Linked DNA regions of Homo sapiens: region 1 is linked to region 2. Evidence: chromatin loops called from intact Hi-C (ENCODE). Cell type or tissue: Calu3. All regions are shown on one strand. Each heading gives the region's core, and the rest is flanking DNA. Links, peaks and the distances in the headings are about the cores only.

Region 1 (5,387 bases), core at 278-5,277, 860 kb before region 2:
AGCCTCCCTGGTAGCTGGGATTACAGGTGCCTGCTACCAGGCCTGGCTAATTTTTGTATTTTTTGTGGAGATGGGATTTCGCCATGTTGGCCAGGGTGGTCTTGAACTCTTGACCTCAAATTATCCAACTGCCTCAGCCTCCCAAAGTTCTGGGATTACAGGCATGAGCCGCTGTGCCTGGCCTAATTTAAGCTAAATTCTGGAGATTTAAATAGCTTTATGCTAAGACCATTACAATAGTAGTTTAGTTTGCATTTTCTGGGGAGATGGGATGTTGAATAGGTTTTAATTTCCTTTGGGTTTTTTGTGTCTAATTTTACTTTTAAGATTATGAAAGAAAATCTTCACACCTTTAAAAATTCTCTATGGTAGGCCGGCCGTGGTGGCTCATGCCTGTAATCCCAGCACTTTGGGACGCCAAGGCAGGTGGATCACGAGGTCAGGAGTTCAAGACCACCCTGACCAAGACGGAGAAACGCTGTCTCTACTAAAAATACAAAAATTAGCTAGGCGTGGTGGCAGGTGCCTATAATCCCAGCTATGAAAGACTGTGTGTGCATACCATAAATTATGATGAGGAATCTAAGAATTTATTATATTTTTCTGAGATTTTGATTATAGTATTTTTTATTTTATTTCATTATTTTTTTTTGAGACAGAGTCTTGCTGTGTCGCTTAGGCTGGGGTGCAGTGGCACGATCTTGGCTCACTGCAGCCTCTGCCTCCTGGGTTCAAGCGATTCACCTGTCTCACCCTCCTGAGTAGCTGGGATTACAGGCACACGCCACCACACCTGGCTAATTTTTATATTTTTAGTAGAGATGGGGTTTTGCCATGTTGGCCAGGCCGCTCTCGAACTCCTGACCTCAAGTGATCCACCCACCTCAGCTTCCCAAAATGTTGGAATTACAGGCGTGAGCCACCTCGCCCGGCCTGCTTGTTTTTAAGATCAACTTTACTATTTGGTATATCTCAGAGAGAGTAAGCAGTTTCACTGACATTTAATTCATTTATAATTTAACTTGTTTTATTTTAACCTTTTAAAGTTCAGCTTTATTTTTGCACATTTGAATCATGAAAGAAATTTCCTTTCATATTTATAAATGCTTTCTAATGAATGTATTGTCATTTCTTTCCAGAGGTGATTTTTTTTAATAACAGAAGAGGATGTTTTTGGTAGACATTTGTGTTAGGGAAACTAAAGAAATTGCAATAGATGGATGACCTTCTATCATGAGTTTTTTGTTGAGTTTGGTTTTTACTTATTTATAAACTGTCTTACAGAGATACTAAAAGTAATTGCGACCCTACTTCGAAATTCTCCCCAGTGCCCAGAGAGCATGGAGGTTCGCAGAGCCTTTCTTTCTGACATGATTAAACTTTTTAATAACAGTAGAGAAAACAGGAGGTAAGCTGAATCAGAAAGCATTTATTTGCAGTATTCAAATGTACTTTTGTATAAGCCCATTTTATCTAAGAAAAATTGCTTTAAAAATACTGTGAAATGATTTTTCTATTTTTTTTATTAAGAGTATGTAAATAATGTACCACATAGTTAAGTTAGAATTTTTAGTACCACATTGTCGAATTGTTCTTAATGTATAACTAAATGTGTTTCTTTTTCGGGGGGAAAGGGAGGGGCAGGGTTATTTTGTTTTAAACCTTTAGATTTATTTTAGATAATTTTTTTTTCTTCAGTAATTTAGTACCCTCTCATAATTTTCAGGAGCTTGCTACAATGCTCTGTGTGGCAAGAATGGATGCTTTCTCTCTGCTATTTTAATCCTAAGAATTCAGATGAGCAAAAGATAACAGAAATGGTATACGCCATATTCAGAATCCTGCTTTACCATGCAGTCAAATATGAGTGGGGTGGCTGGCGTGTATGGGTAGACACTTTATCAATCACTCATTCAAAGGTAAGTTTCTTTATGAAAGCGTATTGTAGCATTTTAAATATCTATAATTTTTGAATTTTAGTCATTTAAAAAATTTCGATACTTAAAATCAAGGAAAAAAGGCAAGTTATCTTCTGAAAGTACAGCAAAATGAAAGCTCAAAAAGATTATCAATAGAAATAAAGCATTTGTAATTTCTTTAGAATCAAAATAATTTTTTCTAATGTTGTTTTTACATGTACTTATCTTTATAATGGTAAATCTATTGCCACAGCATAAAGGAATTTATACTAGGGTGCTGAAAAAGTAGTTGCGGCAAAAACTGCAATTATTTTTGCACCAACCTAATATTTTTTTTCGAGGAAGCCCTGTTTACAAACATGGGTCTCAGAATTTTATATGAGTTAAAAGCTTTTGAACACAAGGTGGCGCACTATATTCAAAGATGAACAGTTGTTTTAGCAACGTAAGGTGGATGAGTAAACAGAAAAGCTCTGGGTGATGTCTGCCCTGTGCTAATCTTACAGGTAGCTAAAAACTGGGTTTGGAAGAATGTAGTTTTTTTTTTTTTTTTTTTTTAAATTAAGCCAAAGTAAGTTTAGTTATTTATATATAGCTTAAATTCTTTTTTGAAATACTCTAAGCATACAAAAAGGATCACTGTTTATGAAATTGGGTTACTCCTCTATAATTGCTTTGTCTCCTCTTCTTCGCCTGACCCCCAACACCACTAGCTTTTATTTGGTGTTGTCTTTTGTCTTTTCTATACCTTTACTACGTGTATATAACTCTAAACAATAAAGAGTTTTATTTTTTATGTTTGCACTTAAGGTAAATGTGGCATACTGAATGCATTTTTTTGTTAATTACTGTTTGTGCTTATTACTGTTTGAGATTCATCCACATTGACCCATATAGTTTTGTTCATTTTCTCAATTGTAATGTATTGCATGACATGACTATTTATTTACCAATTAATTAGCATTTTCGTATACATTTTGTGCTTGTTCAAGAATTTTCTGCATATATTCCTAGAAGTAGAATTGCTGACTTATAAGGTGAAAATGTTGAACTTTACAAGATAATGCAAATTCTTTTCCAAAGTATCGTATTCCAATACAATACAGTATTCTAAAGTAGTGTATCAGTTTACATATCACCAGCAGTGTTTAAGTTCTCATTGCTTCACATCACCTAATCACGTGGTATGGCTGGAGTTTAAAAATTTGTCACTTTGATGAATTTAAAATGCTACATCACCATAATCTTGATCTGTGTTTTCTTGTTGTTTTGTGGGAGTTCTTTATGTAGTCTCATTCTTAATCCTTTGCTAGCTATGTTGTTTATGAACATCTTCTGCCAATATGTGGATTATCTAACTATTTTTGGAGTTTTATGTTTGTACCTTCTGAGGAAAATTTACATTTCAAGTAATTAATGCATTAAAATCTATTAGTTTCATTTACGGTGTATGTTTTTTGAATTTTAAGAACTTTTTCATTACTCAGAAGGAATACTGTATAATTATATAGCTATTTATTTAATAAAAAATTGACTAGAAGGAATAAATACCAAGAATGATAATTTCTCTATATCTTTAAGTGTTACATTTTACTGACTATCAAAGTTATTATTCTAAGATATTTTGTCATTCTGTAGAATATATTGCCATTTCTGGCCAGGTGTGGTGGCTCACGCCTGTAATCCCAGCACTTTGGGAGGCCAAGGCGGGTGGATCACCTGAGGTCAAAAGTTGGAGACTAGCCTGGCCAACATGGTGAAACGCCATCTCTACTAAAAATACAAACATTAGCCAGGCGTGGTGGCGTGCACCTGTAATCCCAGCTACTTGGGGGGCCGAGGCAGGAGAATTGCTTGAACCTGGGAGGCAGAGGTTGCAGTGAGCAGAGATAGAGCCATTGTACTCTAGCCTGGTGAGACAGTGAGACTCCATCTAAAAAAAAAAAAAAAAAAGAATATATTGCCCTTTCCTAATTACATGTTTCTAGGTATTTGAATAGCTTTTAATTATTGATTGAAAGTTCCTACAAATTATTCATTGTTCCTCCTCTTTCTTCATTGAGAGAAAGTATGCTTCTACAAGGGTTTACAAGGAGTAAAATCCATTTGTAAATAAGAAAAGAGATCTGATTTTATAAAATGGCTTTGTTTTAGTCACTGTATTGTTGAGGTTGATCAGTTTTGTTTAAAACAGAATTCAGCTAGCCATGGCCTAAGTGTCAGATCTAAATAAAATTGTGCTAGAATGTATCCACTACCATTCCTTTATATATTGTATATGGCTACTTTCACACTATAAGGATAATCATACATGTTACATCAACGACATGGCCCCTAAAATCTAAAATATTTACTATTTGGCTCATTACAGGAACTGTTTGCCATCCTTTCTGTAACTTTAGTTTGTGCTGATGCCCAGATATTCTCATTTCTATTGCAGTAGGCTGCTGCAATCTAGACTGATTTTTTTTCTCATACTATGTTGCCATTTACAAAAGATTATAAGAAAAATAGGGTTGACTTTGTGCCCCATATACATCTGGAGTAGATTTCAGAGATTTCTAGGGGAGATTATAGGTTAGGGAAGTGCCCAGTATAAAGCAGATTTTTCACGTTTCTAACAGATCTATGTCAGTTCACCTTAGTTTCTTCAAGTCCTTAGGAAAGATGGCTGGAGGAGTATAAACTTTAAAGCAATCGTTGTTAAAAGTATAACCTAAAGACCTTGGGAGGGAGGCCAGGCACGATGGCACATGCATGTAATCACAGGCTGAGGCGGCTGGATCACTTGAGGTCAGGAGTTCAGGACCAGCCTGGCCAACATGGTGAAACCCCATCTCTGCTAAAAATACAAAAATTAGCTGGGCACGGTGGTGCATGCCTGTAATCCCAGGTACTTGGGAGACTGAGGCAGGAGAATTGCCTGAACCCAGGAGGCAGAGGTTGCATTGAGCCAAGATCATACCACTATACTCCAGCCTGGGTGACAGAGTGAGACTCTGTCTCAAAAAAAAAAAAAAAAAAAAGAACGTGGGCCCATGAGAGCTTTTCATGGGGTCTGTGCAGTCCTCCTTTCCTACTGCATAGCTGTATGAGGGTGGATTTTCTTTATATACTTCAGCCAAACCAATATATGCAACAGATTGAATGCAAAAGCAAATATGAGAATGCAGTTGTCTTCTATGAAGCCAAACTTTAAAGAGATTGACAAAAATATGAAATAATGGCACTCTTCTTGTTATTGTTTGGTTTTGAAAAATAATCATTTTCAAAAAATGTTATTTATATTATATATTGAGTTTATTATTTTTAAGTGGGTTAATAGTTCTAAAAGGTCTCAGTTTTAATTCCTAATATAATAAGCAGTAGTAGATATAATCCACATAGATAAAGAGTCTTTGGGGACCTTAATACTTTTTAAGAATGTAAAGTGTTGCCCGGGCACGGTGGCTCACGCCTGTAATCCCA
Region 2 (5,387 bases), core at 119-5,118:
TTTCTTAGGCAACTATAAAAATGACCCTGGTCATCATCCTACTGAAGATAGAACATGGAAAACCCATGATGTTCTTTGTAAAAAAAGAAACGCTTCCAAGCTTCTAGGATTATTTGGTTTCTAACATTTTTTTCTTCTTCTTCAAAATGTGTCATTTTTGTCACACGTTCTAGAAAGACCCTCTGTGGTGTTGGGCTTCCAGTAGAAGAGCATTGTTCATAGTCTCAAGTTAGTATTCATTTCTGAGTCAGAAATGGTACATTATGATGAGCATGAACCTGTTTCTTATTACTGCTGCTCTCCCAGCAGAGATAGAGAAGTACTAAGGCACAAAATGTGAGAGGCATTGAGTTCTCAATTGCTTCCTAATCAAAACCAGTGTCATCCATAGAACATAAGGCCAACAAAGAAATCCTTGCTGTTATCAGCAGGGCCAAGAAGTTCTACAATCACTTCTGTATTCACGCTTTTAATTTTGTATTTATCACATGCCTCTTTGGTGATCCTTTTATAAGGATAATCCCATGCCCTACATTAGGTCACTGCGTAAGGAGCTCTGGAGTCTTTTGTTAAGTGCATACATCCTTGAGCTTATTTATGAGCTGGAGAGAATTACTTTAAATGCTGATGTCCTAATCCTTTTGCCATAAGTGAACTTGGATTGTGCTTTACTATACTGGCTGGGAATTCTGACATTTTATAACTCCCCTGACTCACTTTGTCCAGATGACTAAATAGATGATGGTAGGTTTTTCAGATCACCTCTATCTTACACTGAATGTGGATGGCGTGCCTGAGAAATCTAAATAACCAAATGTATAAGTTATATGCTCCAAATAGATGCCTTGTGTGGGAAAATTACATTGTTTCTCAGTGCCTATGAGGGTTCAATAACTGTTGACTAAGTGTATCTAAGAGGGAATCTTCACATTACCCTAGTAATATGATAAGATGTATATCAAGACATTATTTCCTTGAGCATTGGCTAGAATCTACATCTGGTAGCCTGGCTTTGAGTCAGATTTTAAAATGGATGGTAAACCAATGTAGCTCATCTATGTAATAAATATTTATCAAGTACCCAATATATGCCAGGCTACTTAATATAAGTCATCAATGTATTAATTTTAAGTAGTAAGAGACCAGAGTCTTTTGATTATTGCAGGAAAAGGGCTTTACTGAATTTTGGTATATACCTAATTAAAAATACACAAAATACTGCGAGTTTCATCTCAAACCTATGGAATAAAACCGAATAGCTTTGAGGTAGGCATGTCAGACACTTTTATTATTCTTTATATTTTATCCCAGTTTAATCATCCTCAAGTAAATAGTCATACAAAGTATAGCACGGTTTCTTAAGGTAGGTCTTAAATTGAACTTATTAGGTCTTTTTTGTTTTGTTCAGCATTTCCCCATAAGTTCACTAATAGGATCTAGTATGACCATCCTGGGTTTAAATTCTGGCTCTGTCACCTAACCTGGGGTAACCACTTAAACTTCCTGAGCCTCAGTTTCTTTATCTATGAAATGGTTAAAAATAAGTTTATTACTCTTAGGCCGCAAGTAATGTACAGAAGTTGTTGGGAATTTATTAAAATAATAGGCAACTTTTAACTGGGTCTTAAAAGATGATTAAATTTTTAAAAATGTACTAATCAACACACATGCAAACACACACATACACACACACAAAGGTAATAGACTTTCTCTAGGTAAAGAAGAAGGAGAAGAACATTCAGGTGGTGGAAATGTCACATGTTATGTAAGAGAAGAGTATAATATTTAAAACTATAGGCTTGACATGCTGGCTCACGCCTGTAATCCCAGCACTTTGGGAGGTGGAGGCGGGTGGATTACCTGAGGTCAGGAGTTCAAGACCAGCCTGGCAAACATGGCGAAACCCCATCTCTACTAAAAATACAAAAATTAGCCAGGCACAGTGGTGCACACCTGTAATCCCAGCTACTCGGGAGGCTGAGGCAGAATTGCTTGAACCCGGGAGGCGGAGGTTGCAGTGAGCCGAGATGGTGCCACTGCACTCTAGCCTGGGTGACAAAGTGAGACTCCATCTCAAAACAAAAACAAAAACAAAAAACCTATACTTTAGGGGTCAACTGGTGACCCCTAATTTGGATTATGCACACCTAAGGGGCATGTACACTGCCATTTAGTCACAAGCCTATACTCTAAGGGTATAGAGAAAAAGCTTTAGCTATTTTTAATCTCTCTTCATTACTATAGGCTTAAAATACATGTATATTATTAGTTTCATGCTAGTTATATCGACTTTCATTGGTGAAATTAGTGGCTAGCTAATTAGTCACTAATTAGCCATTCAAGATATTAGAAATGGGCTTTCAGTAGTTATATTAGTGGTGTTCAAGGTATGTAGTTTGGTGAATATATTTTTGAGACACTCCTATCTTGCATGATTAGGTATAGAAATTTAGCAAGGTCTCTGTCTCTTACTCTTAAGAATGGCATATCAGATGTAACCCTCAATCAGTTCTGGGTGTAAGGGCTTATTCTCTGATTCTTGGTTGCCAGAATTGGAGTAAATACAGTATATTCAGTATACACAATATATTCAGTTAGCTGAATCCTGCTACCAGAATGTTGTTTCACATGCCTCTGGTGAGGTATTATGGACAAAATCTCAAACTGCACTGAAGTTCAAGTTAAATATGCTGTTTCACTCTTATGTCTGCTTGCTAATTAATGTCTGTTGTGGAAGAATTTGGTATGAGTCTTACTTTAATTATAACCAAGAAGCCAGGTTGTGGGGTAGTAGGTAACTCTCACCTACTTCAAATGTTTTCTGGGGCTATCATTAGCTACCAAAAAGCACCAGACTAGGTTAGCTTGGGTCTAATGTGAATGAGCTTGGAGCCAACTAAAAAGGCACAGAGCATGAGCGCTCAGGGAACAGCCAGCAGTTTAGAATGCTTGGAGTCTGGGAACATTGTATGCAGGGAGAAAGGTAGTACGGAATGAATTTAGAAAATAAGTTTGGGGCCACCTGGTGGAAGAGATGTGTGTTTCGGTCTCATAAGTGTATTCACAAAGGAAGGAGTCAGGTTTTTTAGAAGGTGAGTTCCATACTTCAGACTTGCTCTCTGGCTGCCATGTGGAGGGAGAGAGCGCCGTTAGACTAGGGTTTAGTAAACGATGACCTGAAGGACAAACCTTGCCTGCTGTCTGTTGTGGTACAGCCTGTGAACTAAGAACGGTGCTTGCATTTTTAAGTGGGGGGATTAAAAAAGAAGAAAACTATTTCATGCCATGTAAAAATTATATGAAATTCAATCTCTATGTCTATATATTAAGTCTTGTTGTTGGATTACAGCCATGCCCATTCCCTGTCCATTACTGCTTTAGCTCTGCAACCGGGGAGTTGAATAATCACAGGAACAGGATGGCTCTCAAAGCCTAAAATGTTTGCTGTCTGACCCTTTACAGAAAAAGGTCACCAGTCCTTCTGTTAGACCAGGATTGCCATAGCCCATGCAAGAAGTGAGAGAACAGGTGGTGAAGGAGTGGGGCAGGGACTTCCCTGGGTAGAATTATTTAATATAAGAATTAGATTGAATTTTGGTGGTGAGGGAGTGCCTGATGACTCCTCATCCTCCTCGTTTGTCTTGTGACGCTATAAAATGAGGAAGCATATTCGGGAGAAGAAATAATTTGGTGAGAGAGGAGAGGTAGACATTAATTTGGGCTGGGCTTATTGAATCTGAGCTACCTGTGGAAAATCTAAGTAGAGGAATCTCATATGTATGTCTTGAGGGATGTTGGGACTGGAGAATTGAGGTTTATTCATTTCAGGTCCTATTTGAAAGTCAGATCTTTTAAGGTTAGGCAGAGGAAGACAAGCCAGAGAAGGAAGAGAACTGGAGGAGAACACTGTTTTAAATAGAAATCAAAGATTAAGAGCTCTTGCTTCAAGAAAGGAATGACTAATAGTGTCAAATGCTGCAGAGTTCAAATGAGCTGAATATTACACTCAGCAAATGGCCGGTTATTGGCAGGATTAAGCAGTTTTGCTAAAGTTGAGGATTGCCTGCTTAGCAATTCCACTTGATCTCATGGCTACCTCAAGTCAACATATTCTAATTGGAACTCATCGCTTTTCTGATTCTGACACCCTACCACTGAAATCAGTGTTTCCTGTCTTGGGGATGACACTGTCATTTATCCAACTGTCAAGCCAGAAACCTGGGGGTCAGGCTGGACATGTGGTTATCCTTCACCCCAGATAGCTAACCAATTACTAAGTCACATTGATTCTATCTTCTTAATATGTCTTCAACATGCCCAGGACTCTATTTCCACTGTCATCCCTAGAATGCAGTTATAGAGTCTCTCTGCTGGACTCCTATAACAGTGTCTTAACTGTTCTTTCCCATCTGTCCTCCTCTCTCCTAATTTATTCTCTACTTAACGGCCAGAGAGATCTTTTTTTTTTTTTTTTTCCACACAGAGTTTCATTCTTGTCGCCCAGCCCAGAATACAATGGTACAATCCTGGCTCACTGCAACCTTCGCCTCCTGAATTCAAGTGATCCTCCTGCCGCAGCCTCCCAAGTAGCTGAGATTCCAGGCACATGCCACCACGCCTGGCTAATTTTGTATTTTTAGTAGAGACAGGGTTTCACCATGTTGGTCAGCCTGGTCTTAAACTCCTGACCTCAAGTGATCCACTCACCTCGGCCTCCTCAAGTGTTGGGATTACAGGCATGAGCCACTGCGCCCAGCCAGGAGATCCTTTTAAAAGCAGTGTGATCAGGTCCCATCCCTGCTTAAAGTCATTTTCCTACCACCCTAAAAGTAAAGAACAAATCCTCAGTGTGGCTCACTGGGTGTCCCACAAACATCATTTTGTACCATTTCCCCCTGAGTCTCTACAGTAAAGTCACACCAGCCCTCTTCCAGTTCCTTGAAAACACATTTCCTTCTACTTCAGGGACTTCCCATCCATTAATCATTTAGCTTGGAACATTTTCCCCACTTCCCCTTTGTGTAGTTAATACTTAGGAACTCTTTGCCTATTAGTTTATGTCACATCGTCTGCAGGGAATCCTCCAATTTCCCAGTCTAGTCTTGTCTTCTTATGCACTCTCACAGCTCTGGAGCTTCTTTTCTACTGAGAAGCGAAGGTATTGTCTAATATCTGTTTTCTCTTCTTGAAATCAGGAGCTGTGTCACCCGCCTCACCTCTGTGGCTCCAGTGTCAGGGTCAAGCAGTGCCTTTTCACTCAATGATTCCTTGTGGAATGGACGTGTAGCAAGAATGCAGAAATGGAGAGTTCTGTATGTTTTGGTCCCATAAGTTTTCTATAAGTTTGGATTCCAAAGGGAAGGAGAACAACTTAATAATAGCAAAAG

What was found. Peaks named below come from ENCODE experiments on the same cell type or tissue, not always from the same donor. Only the 100,000 strongest peaks of a DNase experiment are listed, where the experiment ranks them.
Region 1: a loop joins it to region 2, with 9 times the contacts of the local background. A loop is called at or near these places in 23 of 110 quality-filtered maps.

Annotation. Positions count from the first base shown.
Region 1 is chr4:150,864,203-150,869,589 of GRCh38, reverse strand. It overlaps LRBA (LPS responsive beige-like anchor protein), which reads left to right. Exons shown (of 57, transcript NM_001364905.1): 21 at 1,285-1,408; 22 at 1,727-1,919. Among named protein-coding and RNA genes, the nearest start is that of LRBA, 150 kb to the left of the region's middle. In Calu3, for the core only: no CTCF peak of the experiment used is centred there; a DNase peak (open chromatin) is centred at 2,349.
Region 2 is chr4:150,008,347-150,013,733 of GRCh38, reverse strand. No RefSeq gene overlaps it. Among named protein-coding and RNA genes, the nearest start is that of DCLK2, 67 kb to the left of the region's middle. In Calu3, for the core only: no CTCF peak of the experiment used is centred there; a DNase peak (open chromatin) is centred at 3,023.